2 separate regions of the Homo sapiens genome follow, and region 1 is linked to region 2. A link is an interaction called in ENCODE POLR2A ChIA-PET data of the cell type or tissue named here. Cell type or tissue: MCF 10A. All regions are shown on one strand.

Evidence for each region. ChIA-PET counts read pairs that join two places held together with the same protein. Peaks named below come from ENCODE experiments on the same cell type or tissue, not always from the same donor. Only the 100,000 strongest peaks of a DNase experiment are listed, where the experiment ranks them.
Region 1: POLR2A ChIA-PET joins it to region 2 with 6 read pairs; 14 of 35 experiments call an interaction of 5 or more read pairs at or near these places.

What each region holds. Positions count from the first base shown.
Region 1 is chr11:120,447,953-120,450,452 of GRCh38, reverse strand. It overlaps ARHGEF12 (Rho guanine nucleotide exchange factor 12), which reads right to left. Exons shown (of 41, transcript NM_015313.3): 20 at 2,105-2,219; 21 at 1,239-1,344. Among named protein-coding and RNA genes, the nearest start is that of GRIK4, 63 kb to the left of the region's middle. In MCF 10A, no CTCF peak of the experiment used is centred here; no DNase peak of the experiment used is centred here.
Region 2 is chr11:120,346,059-120,348,558 of GRCh38, reverse strand. The region is part of intron 1 of ARHGEF12 (Rho guanine nucleotide exchange factor 12); the gene reads right to left. Among named protein-coding and RNA genes, the nearest start is that of ARHGEF12, 11 kb to the right of the region's middle. In MCF 10A, no CTCF peak of the experiment used is centred here; a DNase peak (open chromatin) is centred at 1,168.

The DNA.
Region 1 (2,500 bases), 100 kb before region 2:
CATTGTGGGGGACACTCACTATCACAATCCTACTCCCACCACTCTACCATGCCAATATCTTTTTTTTTTTTTTTTTTTTTTTGAGACAGTGTTTCACTCTGTCACCCAGGCTGGAGTTTAGTGGCGAGATGATGGCTCACAGCAGCCTGGACTCCCCAGACTAAAGCAATACTACCTCAGCCTCCCAGGTAGCTCAGACTACACACATGCACCATGATACACAGCTTATTTTGGCTGTTCTTGTTGTAGAGGCAGGGTCTCACTATGTAGCTCAGGCTGGTCTCGAACTCCCAGGCTCAAGTGATCCTCCCGCCTTGGCCTTGCAAAGTGCTGGAATTACAATCAAGAGTCACCGCACCTGGCTTCAGTATTTTCAAATGTGCTACTGCCTGAGATAAGAACCATCACATGACCCCTCCCCATGGTACCACCATCCCTATTTCTCCTGCAGCCATCTCAAGTGAGCTTATCTCTCTTTATTGGGCCTGGGGTGAAAGGGAAATCAGAAAATAAAGTACAATGGAGAGGTGGAGAAATTTTAGAAATATGGAGACTAAGTAAATATGTATAAAGAGACGTTCAGTGTGGTGGAGAGATCTATACACACTTTTTTTTTTTAATTTAACAAACACAAGTTGAATGGAAACAGAATCAGAAGAGGTAAGTAAACTATGTTACGGACATTTGACAGAATACTGCCACTAAAGATGTGTGTTTTCGTTTTTTTTTTTTCTTTTCTTTTTGTTTTATTGAGGCAGAGTCTCGCTCCAGTGTCACCCAGGCTTGAGTGCAGTGGTGCAATCTCGGCTCACTACAACCTCTGCCTCCCAGGTTCAAGCAATTCTCCTACCTCAGCCTCCCGAGTAGCTGGGACTACAGGCGCATGCCACCACGCCTGGCTAATTGTTGGTATTTTTAGTAGAGACAGGCTTCATTGTGTTAGCCAGGATGGTCTCGATCTCCTGAACTTGTGATCCGCCTGCCTCAGCCTCCCAAACTGCTGGGATTACAGGCGTGAATCACCACGCCCAGCCCACGAAAGATGTTTATGACAATTATGTAGCAACATAGGGGGTACTTAGTTCAGAAATAACGCTGAATGGAAACAAGGCATATTGGGAATTCAGTAAAATCATCCTAACAACTCCTTTCTCCAGAAATTCATTCTAGCTGAAGAAGCCTCTGATGTGAAGAGGGCCTGGAGTACTGAAAATGCAGCACTTCAAACTTCAACATACTTGCACTGTTGTCATGACGGCTTGGTCTCCGTGGGGGTCCCAGGATGCTGGGGAATCCTCTTCGCTTCCCTTTTTCTTCCCCTTCTTTATCTTTCTTCATACTTTGCTAGAGTTGAAGTACAAAAAATAAGAGATACGTAACAGAGTAAATTTCTTTTGCGATTTTCATAGTGTAATGCTAATGGTTAGTTCAAAGAAATTGTTAAGTGTAAATGAAAACCCGTACACGTGTGTATGCACACAGAGCACTAATTAAAAGTTCGCACACAGTACCGTGTACACCTCAAACTCAAGATGTTTTCTTCAAACTCTTTATCACTGACAGCTTTGGAAAATCAAAGGGTAGTTTTATAGCACATTTACCAGGAACTTATTCTAAACAATTCATTCATCCATTCAACAAATATTTACTAAGCATTTTGCTAACAGTTGAAAATACAATAATAAAGAAGGTCCTTGTACTCATACAGCTTTACAATCTAGTAAACACTAAACAAAAACACAAATAATTACAAACTGACAGAATACTCTACTGCCACTAAAGATGTTCATGACGATTATGTAGCAACACAGGGGGTATTTAGTTTAGGCAAAGTAAAAGGAAAGTATAAGGCATGAACAGAATCAGAAATAGCACTCTTTGTAAACTGCTAATTTCACTTTTCACATTGTCTAATAATAGTTTATATGTCTGGATTTCTCACTGTATTTTGAGTTTCTTGAGAACAGAGACAGTATCTTATAAATGTTTGTATGACTAGCATTAATTTGCTGATTAAGTAAATACTAAGATGATGGAAGACACTGCAACCAAATGTAAAGAAGCCCTAAGGCCTGAACATGCTATTACATTATTTCATTCTTACCTTGATTTTGGGAAGAAATCCAATCCGACCCCGTTTGTGCTCCAAATTTCGAGGCTCTTTCACTTTTACTCCCAAATGCTTCATATACATGAGAATAACATACTGCATGGTGGAGCTGGAGGAGAAAGGACGAAGTAAATTAAGACTTCTGAGAAGGGAGGGTTGGTAGAATAAAGACATCAAATGATTTCCAAAACCCCAAGGTTGGAATTATTGAAATAAATCAAACAAACACTAAAGAACTAACTAGTCATTGCACAGAGAAGAGAATTCTACTCAGGACAACAGTAGAATATTAGTCAAATAACATACAAGCCACCAGAGAGAGACCACAAACTGTATTTGTAAGTTAAAAGAAATAAATTGTAATTTAGGACTGAAAGGAAAAAAACATAG
Region 2 (2,500 bases):
CCGCCTAACGGTAATTTTATACACTACTGTAAATAATTTTGTGCATGAAACAAAGTTTGTATTATGTACTTACGTGTAGAATTTTCCACCTGTGGCACATGGCACCCAAAAAGTTTCAGATTTTGAAGCATTTCTGATTTTGGATTTTTGGATTAGAGCTACTCGACCCATACTGACAAACTATTACCTCTGAAACTAATGTTCTCAATTGTGATACAACAACAGAAAAACAGTATGAATCATGGCAAGTCAAACTTATTCTTCTTGGGCAAATTTTTATTTATTTATATTTTAAATAGACTATATTGTCACAAGTAACCAAAACCAGAATCAACTCCACTAATTCTGTAAAACTGGTTTTTCCTTCCCAAGAAAAACTCAAAATTAAGTAATTTTATTTACAAGCCAATGATAGCTACTTTTCTACTGTAGTTCCTACATGGACTCTGAAATGAGACTAGCAATATAATGTAATTAGAAAAAACTAAAGCTAACTGGATATCTATAAAGACTACTTTAATATAAGTGTCTCTGTACACAATGAAAGAAGCTAGTTAAGGAAACAAAATTAATTTGATAGTGGTACTATACTAAAATATTTCCATCATGTTATATACAATAATTATTTATTTCCTAATCTGCACAAATCCTCTTCTGCCACCTCATTGTCACCTGAAAATCTACAAACTGAAGAGATTATATCTGTTTATTTTGTGTCCCACTGTTTATTACCTAACAATCCCCCCAAAAAAAGAATGTCCTGTGAAACGGTAATCCTAGATCCATAACAGAATGTCTCATATTCCCTACAACCATGGAAATGACAAACTTACTGGTTATACTGAATGCTCATAAAATCTACGACATCTTGAATCAAAATGGAGGCTTTCAGGCCTTCAAGACAAACTAACCTGAGCAGCTGAAATTGGCATTAATGATTTCTAAACTAAAATTAGATAGATGAATTTCTTTACTTTTATATCATCTTAGAGATCATCTTAAAGATATGATAGATCCTTTCTCCACAGAGCAAATGGCATGGGTGAACACAGGATTTTTATAAATGATTCTGATGTTCTTCTCCAAAGAAAATAACATCACTGAGAGCTCCCAGAAGACTTGGAGCCATTAAGAGCTGGGATTCCTTTCAACTGGCATCATTCCAACAGAGGCTCAGTGAGAAATGAAACCTCTGCAAATCAAATCTGTTGCAATGTTATTTTTTCCAGAGGTTAATTACCTGCTTCTGCTACACACACACACACACACACACACACACACACACACAGACAGAGAGAGAGAGAGAGAGAGAAACAGAGAGAGACAGAGAGAAAGAAAGAAAGAAAAAGAAAGAGAAAGAAAGAAAGAAAGAAAGGAAGGAAGGAAGGAAGGAAGGAAGGAAGGAAGGAAGGAAGGAAGGAAGGAAAGAAAGAAAGAAAGGGAGAGGCTGGAAAAGTAGATGGCATTCTGTTGTAAGCCTCCTCCAGAAATACTCAAAATGAAATCAAAACAAGTTCAGGCTGTCAAATTCTAGATACGCTCTATGAACGTGCTCTGCTGCTTGACACCTGTCAGTCTATATAGTACTATTACCTCACCCTATCAGACAGTAATAATTTACTATGAGAAGTCACACGTTCAGACTTTATCTCTTAAAAATACTTAGTGAAATACTTGTAAGTGAAATTATGATATCCAAAAACTGCTTCAAAATAATCTAGTGAGAAGGGGGGAAAGAAAACAGATAAACCAAGATTGTCCGTACATTAACTGCTGGAGTAATAAAGGGAACAAGGGAGGTTCATCATACCATTCTCTGTACTTCTGTTTATGTTTGAATTTCCCACTAAAAAAAAAGAAACTTTCATAGACTCCAAATAACCCATTTAACAAGCATTTACTGAACTTGTTGATGTAGACTATATTATTTATTGTTCCAAATTATTTAACCTCCACTTTCCTTAAGAGGATTATACAGCCTTATCTGTTATCATGCAACTTGCAATGCCACCTGTGGAAGGACTATACATCCTTACCCCACTGACAGTGAGCTCTGACCATATGACTTGCTTTGGCCACTGACATGTGAGCTGATGTGACATACAACATGACTGAGTGAAAGCTTTAAGAGCCATTGTATGTCTGCATCTGTTTTCTTGCTCTCTCCCTCATCCACAATAATGGCACAGCCCAGACAGGGGATGCTCCTTGAGCCAGGGTTCCAAAATAAGAAACGTGAAGCAATGCTGCAGTCAATCCACAGCTGACAAGGTGTAGCATAAGCAAGAAGAAAAGCAGTGTTGTAAGCCACTGAAATTTGATAGTGTTGCTACAGCAGCATAACCTAGCAAAAGAAGACAGATACACTTATTATGGAGTAGGTGCAAAAAATAAAATTATAGGCTGGTATATATTTTTAAATGTTTCAGAAGATAAACCAAAAAAATTAACTATTGTTACCTATGAGGAGAAGGTATGAAAACTAACAGGTGTGTAGGAA